2 separate regions of the Homo sapiens genome follow, and region 2 is linked to region 1. Evidence: chromatin loops called from intact Hi-C (ENCODE). Cell type or tissue: HCT116. All regions are shown on one strand. Each heading gives the region's core, and the rest is flanking DNA. Links, peaks and the distances in the headings are about the cores only.

Region 1 (5,414 bases), core at 567-4,566:
GTGGGCGGATCACCTGAGGTCCGGAGTTCGAGACCAGCCTGACCAACATAGAGAAACCCCGTCTCTACTAAAAATACAAAATTAGCCGGGGGTGGTGGCGCATGCCTGTAATCCCAGCTACTCTGGAGGCTGAGGCAGGAGAATCACTTGAACCTGGGAGGCAGAGGTTGCTGTGAGCAGAGATCGTGCCACTACACTCCAGCCTGGGCAACAAGAGCAAAACTCCGTCTCAAAAAGAAAAAAAAAGAATCATAAGGGTGTTCAATGTACTATTCCTTCAACATTTTTGTATAAAATTTTTCAAAATAAAAATTACATAATACTGTAAATTCAAGACCTGTAATACAAGTAGACAGAAGGGAATTATATCTTATTGTACTAGGATAAATAAAGGTTCTTCTGTAGTTCAGTTTTGTATTATTAACTTCCCCAAATTCAATTTTACTTCTTATGAAGACATTTTTAAAAGTACCTGGGAAACATGTGTCCACTTTCTTTTACTTCTTTACAAGGAAAATGATGTTTGACATCTGGTTTGTTTATCCAAGTCTGAATGTTTACAACCTCTTTTCTATCATCATCTGACATTGAAGAACTGTCAATTTCATCTATAAAAAATACAAAGTATTAAATATGGATATTACCAACTTTTAAAATGATACATTCCCTAACAGTCTAAAAAAATTTCAGTAGTATTTTGAAGATATGGATTGAAAAACAAACAGCCTGGGCACAGTGACTCACGCCTGCAATCACAGCACTTTGGGAGGCTGAGGCAGGCAGATCACCTGAGGGCAGGAGTTGGAGACCAGCCTGGGCAACATGGTGAAACCCCATCTCTACTAAAAAATACAAAAAATTAGCTGGGTGTGGTGGTGCACACCTGTAATCTCAAATACTCGGGAGGCTGAGGCATGAGAATCGCTTGAACCCAGGAGGTGGAGGTTGCAGTGAGCTGAGATTGCGCCACTGCACTCCAGCTTGGGCAACAGAATGAGACTGTCTCAAAAAAAAGAAAAAAAAAAAAAAAGAATAACGCAATCAATTCTAATCCTGCTACTCTATTTCCTTATGCCACTGATAATATAGAAATATTATTATCAAACATCACTTTCATATGGTAACAAAGTCAGGTTTAAATATTAAGAATACACTTTTAAAGATTAAACCATTTGGGGTATTTCAATTGTTTTGATATGCATAACTTAACTATGATCTGACTAGTCTGTAAAGAGATGGCTGAATTGTTAAACAATAGGCACCTATCTTGAGAGTAAAGATGGCAGATTTCGTTTTATCTTGCTGCTTTTTTGATTTTAAGGAAAATAATAAAATCAATCCTGAGATAAATAAGTAAAAATTTAAGGTTATTTTCCCTAAGAGAAATATAAAATAATTATATTTTCTAATTTAAGAAAGGGATAATACAGTCTCTAAGGTAAATAATTACAGGTTCTGTCCTTTGCTTTCTAACAAATACTGCAAAATATAGAGACATAATGAAAAAGGAAATCGCACGTTATCTACACCAGCTTAAACAAAAGTGAAACTCTCATGTATCTCCTCCTACTCACATTCTCCTCCCTTCCCCACCAAGAAATACTAATTATCTGAATTTGGTGTTATCAGTTCCATACATGTCTTTGCTTTAACATATATGCATATCCCTAAATAATATACAGTAGTATTCTATACTTAAATGTATATAAATGTATATATACACTTAAATGTATATAAATGTATATAAAAAGTAGACTACTCAACTGCATTCTTCCACAACTGCTACCCTACTCCCAACATCTGAAATTCATACATACTGATACACATAGTTTCAGTTTTCTCACTTTCATTATGGTCCAATTTTCCATATTGTAAATATGTGTGTGTAGATACATGATAAATGTAAATATGACACAATTTATTCATCCATTTGCCTCTCCCCTTTGTTAATGGAAGAAGTTGAGATATTCAGAGAGTTAACAGAAAGAGATGGCAACAGAGAGGGGAAAAAAGAAGAAAAGGAAACAAGCAGAAATATCACATTTACCTCTCTGCAAGTTTTCTGAAAAGTGATTTCATGTATCTATTAAAATGTCAAATGTGATTCCCTATAACCTAGCAATCTTACTTAGCAGTAAGATTTAAAATTTAAAATTCTTAGCAGAATTTACCCTCTGAATATACTGTCATCAGAAGCTAATCTACATATATATCTTTATATAAAGATCCAGTGTCATTTGAAACAAACAAAAAACCTGGAAAACCACCAGTGTCAACTGGAAGACTGACTAAATAAAGTATGGTATGTTTATATGATAGAAGGAGAATGAGGAGATACATGAGCTGAAATGGAAAATATGCAACATGTATTTATTACTAACTGGAAAAAGCAAGGTGAGATTTGGGAGTCTTTTTTTCTCATTCTGTACATTTATATATTTTTTCCCTAACTCAGTACACATATTAACCAATATTAGTTATGACTGCTTACCTAACTCAATACACATATTAACCAATATTAGTTATGATTGCTTAATTAGGATAAGCTGGACAGTAGAATTATAAACCAAAGACTAAATTTTTTTTTTTTTTTTTGAGACAGAGTCTTGCTGTGTCACCTAGGCTGGAATGTAGTAGCATGATCTTGGCTCACTGCACCTCCGCCTCCTGGGTTAAAGCGATTCTCTTGCCTCAGCTTCCCAATTAGCTGGGATTATGGGCATGCACTCCCATGCCCAGCTAATTTTTGTACTTTTAGTAGAGACACAGTTTCATCATGTTGGTCTTGAACTCCTGACCTCAAGTGATCCGCCCGCCTCAGCCTCCCAAAGTGCTGGGATTACAGCGTGAACCACCGCGCCCGGCCTAAATTATTTTTTTTAAAACATAACCACAGAGAAGATAAACTTCCCTGACACAGTATCACCATCTTGTGGCCCTTTAGGATATTGCCTCCAGTTTCAAGACTTCAGATGTCTCAATTTTGTAATTTTCAGTGCTTTAGTCCCACAACTCTCAATCTCCTAGGTGGCTGATCAAAGGAATTTCAATCTGATCAAAGGGATTTCAATCCCATCACTTGGATTTAAATACTATTTCCACACTGATAGCCTCCAAATTATCATCAGTTTAAACCTCTCTCCTTAGCTGAAGACACCTATAATCAACTGCCTCTACTCAACATTTCTGCTTGGATTCCTTTTTTTTAAAATTTTATTATTATTATACTTTAAGTTTTAGGGTACATGCGCACAACATGCAGGTTTGTTACATATGTATACATGTGCCATGTTGGTGCTTGGATTTCTAATACGTACAACAATTCAAGGTGTCTAAAACCAAACTCTTAATAGAAAGCCACAGATTCTCCAATTATTTCTACAGAATCTCATTTTTTTAAAAAAGCAGTTGATTGGCTATTCCCAGAATGACTGCTGTAATCACTCCTAATGACAGCAAAGCTGTCTGTAGCTAAGTGTATTACTACACCTGTGTCGTATTCTTCTTCATCCCCAATGCTGAAAACAGGCTTTACGCCACGGTAAGGCTTGCCCACTCTGTCACTGCTGCTCACATGCCTATATTCAAAGAATTTTAGGAGAGAAATAATCACTTAAGAAGTTATCAAAGATTTTTACCAAGCATCATTTGAATATTCACACAAAATGTAATTATTCCTTACCTGACCCCCCCAAAACCCCATGTACTACCCATAGTTTTAGGAGAGCTATGTTAAGGAAATTAAAAGAAGATAAAGAAATTATGTTAGCAAAAGTGGCATAAGGCCTTGGTAGGCTGAATGCTCTTAAATATGTAAAAATTAAATTTTAAACAATTTCAATATCCATATTAAAACCAATGCTTAGATCTGTTTGGCCTTGCGGAAGTTATTTAGCCTTTTGTGTTTCTGATTCCTCCTCTGTAAAATAGTGCTAACAATATCTACCTGTCAGGGTTATAGTAAGAACTAAATCAGTCAATTTTATTGTAAAACTATTAGGACAATGCCTGGTGCTACCTTCATGTCTGTTAGGTAAAATAAGTTACTAACACCAAATATTCAAATTCCAATATGATTGGTTAAGGCTTCTCATATAAGTGCAGGTGTCTTAAGGGTTATCTTCACATTTTTTTATTACTGTTACTTTTGTTTCAATAGAAATGAAGATTCTACTTTTGTTGTGTAAATATAAGCCATAAAAATGAATCTGCCTCGGCCGGGCGCGGTGGCTCACTCCTGTAATCCCAGCACTTTGGGAGGCCGAGGTAGGTGGATCACCTGAGGTCGGGAGTTCAAGACCAGCCTGACCAACGTGGAGAAACTCCGTCTCTACTAAAAATACAAAATTGGCTGGGCATGGTGGCGCATGCCTGTAATTCCAGCTACTCTGGAGGCTGAGGCGGGAGAACCACTTGAACCCGGGAGGCAGAGGTTGCGGTAAGCCAAGATAGCGCCATTGCACTCCATCCTGGACAACAAGAGTGAAACTCCATTTCAAAAAAAAAAAAAAAAAAAAAAAAAGAATCTGCCTCTTTTTCAAAAGGCAGAGGCATAAATAACATGTAAACTCAAACTTGATTAGGTCTATAGGAAGTGTGACCTTTCTTTGGAATATAAAAATTAATATCCTATTAATTTTCAGGTAATCCCAAATAAACTAACAGGTAAAATTAAAATGTGTCAATAAAATACTACATGTTTCTGAGGGGAAAAGCATTGTTTTACTTGTAGGATAAGGTTCAGCTAAAATTACCTACTACAAAGGAAGACTCTAGCTTTTTTGGGTGTGTGCATGTAACATGAAAACACTCAAAATCTTCTATTTTCAAGAGCTATTCCAATGTGAGAAAAAATCAAGTTACATGCCTTTAGTTATTAGTAGTAGTAGTAGTATTTTAGAGCCAGGGTCTCACTCCGTCACCCAGGCTAGAGTACAGTGGCGCAATCTTAGCTCACTGCAGCCTCGAATTCTTGGGCTGGAGCAATCCTTCTGCCTCAGCCTCCCATGTAGCTGGGACCACAGTGTGGGACCACGGGGGTGTGCCACTACGCCTGCCTAATTTTTTTATTTTTTCAGAGACAGGATCTTGCTATGCTGCACAGAATGGTCTTGAACTCTTGGACCCGTGATCCTCCCACCTCAGCCTCCCAGTGCTGAGATTACAGGTGTGAACCACCACACTTGGCCTTTACTTAGGTTTAGAATTCAAATTTCCCAGAAGATAGAGATCAAATCTATACTTTACACACTATCAATAAAAATTTTTTTTGTGCCGGTTACAGTGGCTCACGCTTGTAATCCCAGCACTTTGGGAGGCCGAAAGATCCGAGGTGGGCAGATCACGAGGTCAGGAGATCGAGACTATCCTGGCTAACATGGTGAAACCCCGTCTCTACTAAAATTTAAAAATCA
Region 2 (5,414 bases), core at 863-4,862, 470 kb before region 1:
TTTTTCTACACAGACTAGTCTTTGAACTGTAATTAGTTGGTTTTTAAGTTTATAATTTACCAAGTACCATTAAAATTTTTTTTGAATAACTGCATCTGTTAGCAATCTGGAATATGAAATTTAAACAACAAATATTTAATCAGAGCAATTCGCATCTGGTTACCCTGGTAACAGTCACTAATGTTTTCAAATCATTCATCTTAAATAACATAGCTCTAATCTAATCAGATCTCTGGGAGTAAGTATTATGCTAGAAAAACTAGGACACTGATCTAATAAATATTCAAACACCCAACTTCATGGATAAATGGTAGTTATTTAGATGCCTTAACATAGAATTGTATCATTCCCTTTAAATATTTTTAGTAGTATAACTCTTGTGTTTGCTTAGGTAAAAAAATTAAAATTTATTTAATGTATATATATCTGATGAACCCATGACGGTTCTCTAATGAAAAAGAGATGTGAATAATACCTAGAGATATTTAGTCTACAAATTATTTAGCTTTAAGAATGTGCTTTTTGTACTTGATTATTACAGTCTCTGAATTTCTAGGAATTCACTTATCTTCAAACCAAATAATGAGGCCAATACTATAAATTCATGACTTATGAAAAGCAAGAAAGCATCTCAATATCTATTTGTGCTCAGCTACTCTTTTTATTCTGCCCAACTGTGGGATTAGATGGTGCACAATTTTTCAGATTGACATAAGCAATCTGGCTGTAAACGGAGCCACCTTCTCTCAGATCCTTTTGGGAGGAAGGCAGGTACAAATTGTTTAATATTCAAATAATTCCTTGGAAGTTGCATAAGTAAAAATAAAAGCACTTAGATGTCAACCAAGCAAATGAAAGAACAAGTAAAGTAGCTGTGATCACACTTGAAAGCTACTAACCTTCACTATAATACTGATTCTTATTAGGAGCATGCAATTATCTCTCAGGGAAACAAACCATTATTATATTTTAGCTTATCAACAATATAAATATTCTTCCAAAGCCCACTTGTATTACAAATGGATATCTATTACCTTCTTATATACATAAAGTCAACTTTATAATAATGTATCCAACTTAGCTTTGGAAGAATAATATAGCAGGGCTTTTCAATTTAATTTGTCAATTGTTGGGAGAAATTGGGCTGGTGGGCACAGGTAGACAAAGCTGAGCTCACTGTTTCCTCTTTCTTTACTCCACCTCCATCCCCAAACAAAATTTTTTGTGCCTGGTCTATATTCTTTTATTTGTTGATTGGGATCCCCTGTCAAGGAAGGACTTGCTGCCTGCCTGCAGGGAGTGAGGTCAGCAGACGGCACCCAGCTATCATCTCCCTCAGAGTAAGCTTCAACCAGAGAGCACTGAATGGAGATCTGGGCAGTACATCTCCATGTCAGCCACAGTAATTTATAGCAACCAAATGGAATTCATCCTAGGAATGCAAGGTTGGCTCAACACTCAAACAAATTAGTGTAATTCACCATGTAACAGAATAAAGAAGAAAAATCATATGATTATCCAATTATATGCACAAAACAACCTAGACAAAATTTTAAATTCATCCCCAATGAAAGCTCTCAGGAAATTAAGAATAAAAGGAATTTTCCTCAATCTGATAAAGGGCATCTGTGAAAAAGCTACGACTGCCAAAATTCACACCAGCAGTAGTTGTGGCCGAGTGGTTAAGGCAATAGACTAGAAAAAGCTGCAACTAACACTGTACTTAATGGTGAAAGACTAAACACTTTTCTCCTAAGATGGAGAGTACAGCAGGGATTTCTATTTTCACCACTTCTATTGAATATAGTAGTGAATGTTTAGCCAATGCAGTAGGCAAGAAAAGAAGTAAATGGCATAAAATTCAGAAATTATAGATAACATGATCATCTATGTAGCATATTATTATGGAAAACAACAGCTCTCAGATATTTGCCTAGAGAATACTATTTTCAAAAATTGGTGAGGAAAAAATGTTTAAAAATCTCTCCTCTCCCGGTTGTAGACTTACCTTAGTCCACCTTCCTTTGATTCTGCATAGTTTTGATCAGACTTCTTTATAGAAATGCAGCTGTTCACAAAAGTTTCTTTTCTTCTCTGACACAATTCTACTGTCTCATCCACACTTTCAGCCTCTGTTGACTCTTCTAATGCATCATTTTTGTGTTAAATGGTTTCATGTTCAGCTTTGACATCTTACTCAGAATATTTATCTTTATTATCCATCTCACATTTTCCTATAGTTTTTCTTGCTGAAGTTTTCAACTCAGATATTTCACATTTTAAAAAATTAGTTAATAAAGGAAGTGTTTGTGATCTATAGGACATATTCTTTTTAATTTTATTTTTTAAAATTTTTATTTCAATGGTTTTTGGGTTTTGTTGTTACATGGATAAACATGAATGGTTTTTTGTTACATGGATGAATTATATAGTGTTGAATTTGAGATTTTAGTGCACTCATTACCTGAGTAGTGTACACTGTACCTAATAAGTTGTAGTTTTTTATCCCTAGCTTCCTCTCACCCTCCCCCTTCTGGGTCTCTAAAGTTCGGTATATCACTCTGTATGCCTTTGTGTACTTACAGCTTACCTCCCACTTTTAAGTAAGAACATATAGTTTTTGGTTTTCCACTCCTGAGTTACTTCACTTAGAATAATGGTCTCTAGATCCATCCAAATTGCTGCAAAAGACGTTATCATGTTCCTTTTTTATCACTGAGTAGTATTCCATGGTGTATATATACCAGACATTTTCTTTATCTACTTATTAGTCAATGGTCACTTAAGTTGGTTCCATATCTTTGCAATTGTGAATTGTGCTGCAATAAACATACATGTGCATGTATATTTTTCATATAATGACTTATTTTCCTCTAAGTAGATACCCAGTAGTAGTATTGCTGGGTTGAATGGTAGTTCTACTATTAGTTCTTTAAGGAATCTCCAAACTCTTTTCTGTAGAGGTTGTACTAATTTACATTCCCACCAGCGATGTATAAGTGGCCCCTTTTCCCTACATCCACGCCATCTCATCTATTGTTTTTTGACTTTTGATAATGGCCATTCTTGCAGGAGAAAGGTGGTATCTCATTGTGGTTTTAATTTGTAGTTCCTATAGGACATGTTCTTTACAGTCTTAGACCACCTAAGGTTGTGCCCTTGGAAGACTTAAAAAAGGAAAAACAGATTCTGAGGCCTAAGGACTACAGACCTTTGACTGTTGAGGTCTCTATAAAAATCTTGTGATTCCGTAAGCCCCAGGAATATCTTGAGCTCAGTATTTTATATGTTATTTCACTCATTTTAGATATTTTCCCTGATGTATGTGTATTTTATGCATGTATGTGTAGATAGACATTGCTGTACCCCAAGGTTAGAAAGTAGCCTGCAGAGGTTGAGGTCTAAAGTGGGTCATTTTTCTAGCATTCTGCTTTTCCATGGTTTCCAGAGACGTGTCCCAGCTTAGCTGATGTGTCCTACCTATTAAAATCTCCTTGAGACCTGCCTACAGAGATGCTACAAGCCATGCACACACCAGGCCAAGGGATTGTGCAAACTACAGCCCCACAGGCCAAATCTGGCTCACTGCCTGTTTCTGTAAATAAAGTTTTATTGGAAACACATCTACGTTTCACATTGTGCTATGTACAATGTGTACTGTGTACAAAGGTACTTATACAGTACTATGGCAGAGTTGAATCGTTGTGGCAGAGACAGTATGGCCCACAAAGGTGAAAATATTTATTGTCTAGCATGGGGTTGGCAGACTGTTTCTGTAAAGGATAAATGTTTTCAACTCTGTGGGCAAAACAGTCTCTTTCACAGATATTTAATTCTGCCATTGTGCTGTGAAAGCAAGTATAGAAAAAGTTTGCCAATCCCAGTGCTAGACAATCTCTCTGACTTTCTCCCTGAGGGAAGTTGTGCAGCTATTTTTTTCATTCAACCAACATTTATTGAAAGCCCATTATGTACTAGGCAAAGTGTAATTCTGAAACCACCTTGGCACATATGATTTGGCAGATATTGTTAAATACCTGAACCCTAGACTCCTTTCTCTACACCCTAATGAGGGAACCACAATTTACTGCCCCCACATGAGTGTGCTGCACGATAATCCAGTCCCCTCAGGCTGAGGAATGTGTTTTTCTGGGCTGTAACTAAATCTTCCAGCCTGCTGGCTCCCTGCCCGTGGCTTTTTAACCAGGTGCTGAGATTTGGGACAAGAGTGCAGAAACCAATCATCCATAAATATCACCCCTTTTTGATCACAGGGAATGAAGTCACTGGTACATTTAAGAACCGATTTCCAGTTTACTGTTTGTTTGCAAAGTTTTTGTTACCATGGTTAAAAATACCCAAATTGTTACTTCATTTTGGATGATAAATTGCTGAGGGGTGAACTATGTAAATCCAGAGATTTTTGTAGGACTCTTTTATGGCAGTTGGGGGCTCATTCTGAGGCTCAAGTCTTGATGCTTACAGAGCTGACTCTGCCCTTTAGAAGATGTGTTGGTTAATCCTGCCTGAGGGAAAAAGAAGTCAGGTCACAGCTTGGGCCAGACTGTCTAATTGGGTGCCAATTCCTGAGAATTTGTTCTTTACAGTATCTCTTACTGATTTTCTCCTTTCTCTTACTGATTTTCTCCTTTCTCTTACTGATTTTCTCCTTTCTCTTCCCATTCCCTCTCTGCTACCTTTGACCTTCATTTGCTCTCCTCTGACTCAAGGCAAGAGATGTTCACTAGTCTCTCCAGTTCTGGCCCGGGTGAAATGCCTCAACAGCAGCTAGGTGCAGGAGAGCAAGTCCAGAATAAGAGCTCAGTCTCCTGCCCCCAGATCTTTCCACCGAGCCACACAGCTGCCTTTTGCATGGCCCTTCCCAATGCTTTCAGGCACCACTGGCTTCTATCCATTTCTAAAGGCTGGAGAAAGTCCAGTTTTGCAGCTGCTTCTCTATTTGATTTGGGAACTTATGTCTAAGGATCATAAGAATATGATGCCTCTGTCTCCACCTACATAGAAAATGGCTCATTTCTTCCAGTTTCTCCCTGGATAAAAAAAAAAGAGGGCAAGGGAATTTGTATCTTTGGTCTTACGTATAATGTAACTCTGCAAAATTTGGATTCTCTTCAGAGCTCCTAGATTTCTAACCTACCAGCCCCTGTGACTTGGTGGACTTGCATATGCCTGGTCAGTGACTGCTGGCAGCCTTGGACTACCTTCTGAGTCCCACACACCCGTGGCATGGCTGGATAACACATGCTTGCCAGCTATGGCCATTTAGCCCTCACACAGTGGTGGCAGCTCAAGCCACCCAAGAGACAGAGTAGAGGGCTCTGGGAATGTATTCACTCAGAGTTACTATGAGGAATAGCAGGAAGAAAATGATCAGATGACAGTAAGTACTCTGT

What was found. A loop is a pair of places that touch in the nucleus more often than their neighbours do. Peaks named below come from ENCODE experiments on the same cell type or tissue, not always from the same donor. Only the 100,000 strongest peaks of a DNase experiment are listed, where the experiment ranks them.
Region 2: a loop joins it to region 1, with 2.4 times the contacts of the local background. A loop is called at or near these places in 5 of 110 quality-filtered maps.

Annotation. Positions count from the first base shown.
Region 1 is chr3:100,314,263-100,319,676 of GRCh38, reverse strand. It overlaps TBC1D23 (TBC1 domain family member 23), which reads right to left. Exons shown (of 19, transcript NM_001199198.3): 16 at 3,490-3,578; 17 at 473-608. Among named protein-coding and RNA genes, the nearest start is that of NIT2, 18 kb to the left of the region's middle. RefSeq lists an enhancer at 2,846-3,025. In HCT116, for the core only: a CTCF peak has its summit at 2,939 (motif pointing left); a DNase peak (open chromatin) is centred at 2,946.
Region 2 is chr3:100,781,999-100,787,412 of GRCh38, reverse strand. All of the region lies in intron 57 of ABI3BP (ABI family member 3 binding protein), which reads left to right. LOC124906260 (a long non-coding RNA gene) reads right to left here and starts at 927. Exons shown (of 2, transcript XR_007095986.1): 1 at 1-927. In HCT116, for the core only: no CTCF peak of the experiment used is centred there; no DNase peak of the experiment used is centred there.